2 separate regions of the Homo sapiens genome follow, and region 2 is linked to region 1. A link is a contact called in ENCODE Hi-C or POLR2A ChIA-PET data. All regions are on one chromosome and are shown on one strand. Each heading gives the region's core, a stretch centred on a gene start or an enhancer-like site at or near the end of the contact. The rest is flanking DNA. Distances are from core to core; before and after follow the strand shown.

Evidence for each region. Hi-C counts contacts between places; a loop is a spot of excess contacts on that map. ChIA-PET counts read pairs that join two places held with the same protein, here RNA polymerase II (POLR2A). Pooled maps may share reads with other maps.
Region 2: a pooled map shows a loop between it and region 1 (2.4-fold over the local background). The contact joins the promoter of ZNF541 here to the enhancer-like site in region 1. A Hi-C loop is called at or near these places in 3 of 50 pooled maps. POLR2A ChIA-PET finds 5 or more read pairs at or near these places in 4 of 52 experiments (Caco-2, H1, HepG2 and 1 more).

Annotation. Positions count from the first base shown.
Region 1 is chr19:47,696,476-47,700,861 of GRCh38, forward strand. It overlaps BICRA (BRD4 interacting chromatin remodeling complex associated protein), which reads left to right. Exons shown (of 15, transcript NM_001394372.1): 11 at 1-37; 12 at 2,159-2,307; 13 at 2,490-2,584; 14 at 2,828-2,930. Among named protein-coding and RNA genes, the nearest start is that of EHD2, 15 kb to the right of the region's middle. RefSeq lists enhancers at 2,080-2,622, 2,623-3,163, 2,897-3,191. Within about 2 kb of position 1,761, at least 16 of the 41 ENCODE cell types and tissues checked have a DNase peak (open chromatin) inside an H3K27ac peak, as active enhancers do.
Region 2 is chr19:47,571,475-47,575,318 of GRCh38, forward strand. ZNF541 (zinc finger protein 541) reads right to left here and starts at 1,674. Exons shown (of 17, transcript NM_001277075.3): 1 at 1,609-1,674; 2 at 422-568.

The DNA.
Region 1 (4,386 bases), core at 511-3,010:
AGAAGCCCCCCACGCTTCAGCCCAGCAAGGAAGCCTGGTGAGTCCACACCCCATCCTTGCATGCCTGCCCTGTACCTTCCAGAGACCTGGGGGAGCATGGGGCCACCCTCCAGAAGCAGAGTTGGGCAGGCCCAAGTGCCAAGCCCAGCTCCACCTCTTGGTAGCGATGTAGTTCCCTCATAGACCCTCAGTTTCCCCCTCTGGAAAATGGGGTGACCAGAGAGTGGTGGAGGGAGGGTGGGCTGTGGCTCCGCCAGGCTGGGGCTCAGGAGGGCGGCAGTTTGGTCCATCCTGGTTGTTGCTGTGCCCTCCATGTCTCCCACACGGCTGGGCCGCGTCGGTGCTGAGCCCCACTGGGTGGGTGAAGTGATGGGTGGGGGAAGTGAGTGGGTGGACATGGCTGTTGGGAGGATGATGGGGGGGGTGTTTGGGGATGGATGGATGGGAGTCTGGGCGGATGGATGGGTAAATGCTGGATGCCTGCCTGCCCTCTCTCCTGCCCTCCTTCCACCACCAGGGTTTTTTGTTTTGTTTTAGGGGGGGTTCTTTGAGCCAGAATCTTACTCTGTCACCTAGGCTAGAGTGCAATGGCACAATATTGGCTCACTGCAACCTCCGCCTCCCCCGTTCATGTGATTCTCCTGCCCCAGCCTCCCAAGTAGCTGTGACCACAGGCGTCTGCCACCATGCTCGGCTAATTTTTGTATTTTTAGTAGAGATGGAGTTTCACCATGTTGGCCTCAAGTGATCCACCTGCCTCGGCCTCCCAAGGTGCTGGGATTACAGGTGTGAGCCACCACGCCCAGCCCACCATGAGTGTTTTTTTAAAAACATATAAGTCCGGGGGGCAGAGGTTGCAGTGAGCCGAGATCATGCCATTGCACTTCAGCCCAGGCGACAGAGCAAGACTGCATGCCCTCACCCAAAAAAAAAAAATTTTTTTTTATATATATTGTGGAGACAAGGTCTTACTATGTTGCCCAGGCTGGTTGGTTTTGTTTTTGTTTTGTTTTGTTTTTGGAGACGAAGTCTCATTCTGTCACCCAGGCTGGAGTGCAGTGGTACAATCTCGGCTCACTGCAACCTCTGCCTCCTGGGTTCAAGTGATTCTCCTACCTCAGTCTCCCGAGTAGCTGAGATTACAGGTGCATGCCACCACACCTGCCTAATTTTTGTATTTTTAGTAGAGACGGGGTTTCATTATGTTGGCCAGTCTGGTCTTGAACTTCTGGCCTCAGGTGACCCACCCATCTCAGCCTCCCAAAGTGCTGGGAGTACAAGTGTGAGCCACCATGCCCGGCCTAGGTTGGTCTGAAACTCCTAGTCTCAAGTGATCCTCCCACCTCAGTCTCCTGAGTAGCTGGGACTACAGGCACGTGCCACCACACTCGGCTAATTTTTAAATAATTTTTGTAGAGACAGGGTCTTGCTGTGTTGCCCAGGCTGGCCTTGAACTCCTGGGCTCAGACAATCCTTCTGCCTCGGCCCCGCAAAGCGCTGGGATTGCAGGCGTGAGCCTCTGCTTGGCCTAGGAGTGTGAATTAAGTCCCCACTCAGTGCCCAGGCCTGAGCCCCATGTTGGGAACACAGGAGTAAGTGACACAAAGTCCCTGCCCCCACAGTGCAGAGAGGCTGCTGGTTTTTAGCCGAGGGTGGAGTTGGGCCTGCCTGGTGGGGGAGACAGTCACACTGCCAACAGACAAAACCCATTGTAACATGGGCTACAAAAGCGGCCCGTGAGAAGACAGGATCCAGCCTCCCTCCCTTCTTCCCGAAGGCTGCACTTTGGAGGAGGCACGGTGGAGCCACACTGGCCCCAGGTGGCAGGAGGCAGAATAGCAGCTTCCAGGCTCTGGCCTCACTTCCCGCTCTGCTCTTCCTCCCTTACGTGCTTTGGAGAGGAGTGACTTCACTTCCTCGACCTCACCTTCCCTTTCTGTAAAATGGGGATAGCGATAGCACTGCTTTGGTCGGCCCCAGGGACTCAGTGAGATGGAACAAGCACGTTCAGTACATGGGAACACCACTGCCCAAGTATTCCCCTTCCCGCTGTTGTGTTCAGTTGCGGCCTGGGGCTGAGGGTTCAGGGACTTCCCCTGGCCCTCACCCGTCCCCCCCACCCTCCGCCGTGTGTGGTCTCTCCCCTTTCCACCCGCAGTTTCCTGGAGCATTTGCACAAACACCAGGGCTCCGTCCTGCACCCCGACTACAAGACGGCCTTCCCCTCCTTTGAGGACGCCCTGCATCGCCTCCTGCCCTACCATGTCTACCAGGGCGCCCTCCCCTCCCCCAGTGACTACCACAAAGGTGAGGCCTCCCCAGGACACGGCCCTATATGTCCCAGGGGACCCCAGCCCGTGGGGCGGGGCGTCGCCAGTGTGGAGCCGCAGGTCCACGGTGCGCTATGCTGACCCTGCCCCGCCCTCCTTCCTGCGCATCCGCGGCCGCCCCCAACATCTCCGCCCTTGCCTCTCTTCCCTTCCTCGCAGTGGACGAGGAGTTTGAGACGGTCTCCACGCAGCTGCTGAAACGCACCCAGGCCATGCTCAATAAATATCGGCTCCTGCTCCTGGAGGAGTCCCGGGTAGGGTCAGAGTCGCCTTCCTCGCCTCTGGGCTCCTCCTCGCTGGGACACTGCCCCTTTCCCTCACCCGCTCTGGGCAAGGTGGAGCCTCCCGCCCCTCCTAGCCCCGGGAGGGAGGTTGGGAGGGAGGCGGGAGCTCCCATCACAAGGACAGTTTGGACCTTGCACGCATCGTCCCCGTCGCTCGCGCCCCTTCCCCCTTCTTGCTGGTTCACTCGCACGTCGTCTTTTCCCCCACCCCAGAGGGTGAGCCCCTCAGCGGAGATGGTAATGATCGACCGAATGTTCATTCAGGAGGAGAAGACCACCCTTGCCTTGGATAAACAGCTGGCCAAGGAGAAGCCGGGTGAGAGGGGGGAGTGAGAGGGGAGGGGAGGGAGAGGTGCCCCCACCCCACCTGGGCAGAAGAGTTAGATTCAGGGCGGGGAGTGGGTGTGTGGCCCTACCTCACTCCACCACTAGGCGGTGCCCCAGCTCCACCTTCCTGCTGGCAGCTGTGCCTCCCCTGACCTCCCGCCTCTCAGACCAGATAGCCCACATCCATCTTCCTCCATCCCTGTGTGGCCCTTCCACCCCCACCACTCTGGGATGGGGGGAATATTTCTGCCACCCCCGTGGGACACAAAACAGGAGAGCAGGCGCCTAGGTTGCAAAATATATAAGGTAACGCCCACTCTTGGGTGCCAGTCCTTTGCTTGGGGACCCTGAGAGTGAGCACCTCCTTAAGTGTTGCACCTTAGGTGGCTCGCTGGCCTCACTCTAGTCTCCTGTCTGCAGGAAACGGTACAGGCAGATCCCAGCTGCCAGAGTTTCCAGAATATTCCCTTAGCCTTTGCCCACATTCCAACTCCAGGGCTTCCCTGGATAAAAGCATGGTCCCTGCTTTGTGCTGCCAGGCGCAGGCTTTTTACGTCGAGCTCTGGACCTTAATTTTGAAAAAGTAGTCATTGGTACTTAAATGAGTGCAAAGGGGTGGCCATAGTGAAGGAGGGGCCAGGAGCGAGTCTGAAGTCTCTAGGGTAGGAGAGGAAGGGTAGTTCCGTGGTTAGGGGCTCGATGCTGGAGTCTTGGTTTAAATCCTGGCTCTGCCACTTACTAACTGTGTGACCTTGGGCAAGTTACTTACCTTCTCTGTGTCTCTGTATTCTCATTTTGTAAAGTGGGGGTTATGATGATCAGCTTACAATCTCTTATCTGACACCCTCGGGGCCTGATATGTTCTGGAATCTTTTTGCTTTTAGAAAGGCAATGAGCTCACTCCAGCCTGGGCGACAGAGCGAGACTCCGTCTCAAAAAAAAAGAAAGGCAATGAGCTACCTCAATGCTGTCTTCTGATTTACCCCCAGTGGGTTTGGGGAAGCACTGTGTGATCAAACACACTAGTATTTCTGGAGTGAAATCGATGGGTATCCAGAGTAGTTGAGATAAATCATGACCATAAATAACCTCATGTAGCCGGGTGTGGTGGCTCACACCTGTAATCCCAGCACTTTGGGAGGCTGAGGCGGGCGATCACCTGTGGTCAGGAGTGTGAGACCAGACTGGGCAACGTGGCGAAACCCTGTCTCTACTAAAAATACAATAATTAGCCAGGTGTGGTGTCTGGCACCTATAATCCCAGCTACTTGGGAGGCTGAGGCAGGAGACTCGCTTGAACCCAGGAGGCGGAGGTTGCAGTGAGGTGAGATGGCGCTACTGCACTCCAGCCTGGGCAACAGATTGAGACTGTCTCAAAAAAACAAACAAACAAACAAACAAAAAACCTCATGTCATTTCGGACCAGATTTTGAAATTAGATACCT
Region 2 (3,844 bases), core at 424-2,923, 130 kb before region 1:
TAGTTTTCTGGCCTCTTCTCAAAGAAATCGAAAGTTCTGGCAACACTGGCCTGGCATTTCCACTGCCTGGCATCACTTAGATGGGACATACAATCTTTGCTTCACGACAATCCTTACTTCTTCCCTTTACCTGTGCCTTACCTGTAAGTATCTGAGTTGCCACCCTGAGCTAGGGAAGGAAAAACGTTTTTTGCAATAAACATCAATAAAGAAACACACATCAATCTATGTCTGCACTCCTCCTAACAGGTCAACATGCACAATAAATAGCCCTTTTCCCTGTTTGACTTCTCCAAAGCAGTAACTTGTATGATTACCATTAGTACGGACTTTGGTATTGCTTAGAAACCCTCTTGAGAAAGAACGAGATCTATCCAACAAAGCAGGTGTCTTTGGCTCAGTGCAAAGGAAGGAAACTCACCAGAAGAGCAAGTTAGTGAATCTCCAGGGAACAGGAGGACCCAGTTTAGGCCCCACAGGGAGGGGGTTCAGGTGACAAGCAGACCACTGGATATGTCCTCCTGGAACACTGAGTGGTAAATGCAGGATACTCCCAATTTCTTTTGCCCTGAAAGCAGGTGGTGGGAAGGAAGAAGCAGTCAGGACTTGGGTCCCAAAGAAACAAGAACAGAGATGTGAAAATGGAGAAGAGCAACAATTTTTGGAAGAAGGCAGAAAGCAGTATCAACAGCGGAGATTTGAGTGAGGAGGAAAGGTTTTTTTGGTAAGAAGAAATAATTGTTCCTTCTTTCCTTATTTTTCCCCCGTGGGAAGAGACCTAGAGAATTTTACCGGGAGAAACTTAATTAGGGCAGAATTGGTGATAAAATAAGGATATTTGCTGGAAAGTTGGGGGTAGGTGAGGAGGACTGGAAACATAAATATTAGACGAGAGAGAAACTGGAAGGAATTAGTTGGTTTGTTCTAAGCGAAGATATTCCAAAAAGGGGCACTCTAGGTGTGAAGAAAAAAATTTTGCTGGAAAGTGATCCTGAACGGATGAAAAAAAACTGGGTTAATTTTTTTTCTTTTTTTGCGCTAAGGGAAGTTACTTAAAGGAGGGGGAGGGGCATGTCAAGGAAAGGAGGAGAGATTTGGAGTTTTGCTGGAAGATCCTAAAAAGGGATAAATCTGGGTGCCCCAAAGTGGGACTATGGAGGAGGAAGGGGGATTCTGAGCAGAAGGGGCCTGGAAGAGGCTAGCGAATGCAAGGCCCAGATGCAGAAGGTGGGGAGGTCGGGTAGGGCCCGCGGCGCGAGCTGGGGGGCTGCGAGGGGGCAGTTGAGGCCCGGGGGGACGGAGTGGGAAAGAAAAGGGGGTGCAGCGGGCCAGGGGATCCTGAGGAGGGTCTTCTCCAAGGGGGAAGGGCCTGTGGGGTGCAGCGGGGCCCGGAGCTGTTGGGTTGCAGAAGATGCGTGCGTGACGCAGGGTGAGGGGCGCCCGCCGCGCCTGCTGCGCCCCTCGAAAGGCAGATGGGGCCCCCTAAAAAAAGAAATCAAGAAACGAATGAGATTGTAAAAAGGGGGAGGGGTTGAAAAAAGAGGAAATAATAGTAATGGGGGATAAGGAGGAAAGGGAGGGGCAGGGGCAGCAGCAACCGGGTTTTACCCGCCCCCGGGGGCTCGCGCGCCGGGCCTCGCGCCTGGCGCCTCGCGGGGCTCCCAGCGGCCTCCCGCCTTCCCCGCGCCGCCCGGGGCGCACGCGCAGCCCGGCCCACCCCCGGATCTCCTCGCTCACGCGCGGCGCAGGCGCGCGTACGTGACCGCGGGCCGCCTCACGCCTCCCAGAGCGGCCTCGCGCGTGCCTCCTGGCCGCGCGCTCTCGGCTGCTTCTCCGAGGGGCGGGGCTTGCCGCGGGCGGGAAAGGAGGCGGTTGGTCGCCATTTTGGGAGGGGGCGGTTGAGGGCGGAGAGTGAGAAGAGTGAGCCGGGGAGGAGCGGCGGGGGGAGGGGCCAGTCCCCCAAGACCCGCATCCCGAGGCCGAGAGTCCCGGGAGCCTCCACTCCAGCCATTGTTCCTGGTGGGCGGTGTTAGAACGCGGTGGCGGCCGCTGGATGGCTGCCCCCAGTCCCCGGAGGGGCCTCTGAGCAGCGTCCTGGTGCTGGGAGGCCGTATCGTCTGTTTCCGAGGACCCTGTCGCGAGCGCGGGAGTCTCTCAGGGTCTCTTCTGCGTCATTGGGTGGGGGAGATGTGGGGCGAGCTGCTCCTCCCTTTTTTTAAAATTTTTTTCAGAGACAGGGTCTCTCCCTGTTCCCCAGGCTGCGATCACGGCTGCCGCACCCTCCCCTTCCTGGGCTCAGGCGATCCTCCTGCCTCAGTCTCTTGAGTAGCAGCGACCACAGGCGGGCGCCGCCACACCTTGCTAATTTTTACATTTTTTTTAGAGATAAGGTCTCGCCATGTTGCCCAGGCTAGCCTGGTTCCCCTGGGCTCAAGCGATCCTCCTGCCTCAGTCTCCCAAAGCATTGGGATTATAGGTGAGAGCCACCGCGCCCAGCCTATTCCTCCCTTCTTTGGGGAAAGGCTGAGCCATCTGGGGCCCCTGCTCCGTGCTGAGCTGTGTTGGGAAGGGCGGTAGGCCCTGGTGCCGACTGGCCAAGGACCATCTTTTTTTTCTTTTTTTTTTTTTTTGAGACAGGGTCTTGTTCTGCCGCCCAGGCTGGAGTTCAGTGGTGCGATCTCGGCTCACTGCAATCTCCGCCTCCCGGGTTAAAGCGATTCTCCTGTCTCAGCCTCCCGAGTAGCTGGGATTACAGGCACGTGCCACCACGCCCGGCTAATTTGTTGTATTTTCAGTAGAGACGGGGTTTCACCATGTTGGCCAGGCTGGTCTTAAATTCCTGACCTCGGGTGATCAGGTGATCCGCCTGCTTCTGCCTCCCAAAGTGCTGGGATTACAGACCTGAGCCACCGTGCCCGACCTGGCCAAGGGGTTTGAACTGTCCTGCAACTGAGGCAGATAATTCATTCCTTAGAAACGGAGTGCTGAAGATCTGTGGAGAATGAGAGCAGATTAGTGGTTGCCCGGGGTGGAAAGGGGCATCGCGGATCTTATCTGGGTAATGGAAATATTCTAAAACTGAGCTATGGGCCAGGCGTGGTGGCTCACGCCTGTAATCCCAGCTCTTTGGGAGGCCAAGGTAGGAGGATCCCTTGAGCCTAGGAGTTTGAGACCAACCTGGGCAACCTAGTGAAACCCTGTCTCTAAAAAAAAAAAAAAAAAAAAATTAACTGGAGATGGTGGCATGCGCCTGTAGTCCCAGCTACTTGGGAGGCTGAGGCAGGAGGATCGCTTGAGCCTGGGAGTCCAAGGCTGCAGTGAGCTATATGATCAGGCCATTGCACCCCAGACTGGGGGATAGAGCGAGACTCTGATGGGGGAAAAAAAGGGTTATGGTGATGGTTGCACAACTCAGTAAATTTCTAAAAATCAGTAAGTATACACTTAAGTGAGTGACTTTTATGTAAATTATACCTCAAAGTTTTTTTTTTTTTTAATTGATTATTGGGGGAGGAAACAGAGGAAAGAAGAGGGCCTGTCATCTTGCTTTAGGATCCCTTCATTTAGCAAGTTTTTATTGGGTCTCTGTTCTAGGTGCTCAGATATAGTGTCTGGGTCAAACAGACATTCCTCTCCTCCTGGAACTTATGTTTTAGAGCAGTGCTGTTCAGTAGTAATAAAATGCAAACTTCAAGCACCAGCCACTTATGTAATTTTACATTTTCTAGTAGCCATGTTTAAAAGGAACAAAATGTAAAGAAGGCAGGTGTGGCGGCTGGCACTTGTAGCCCAGCTACTTGTGAGGCTGAGACAGGAGGATCACTTGAACCCAAGAGTTGGAGAC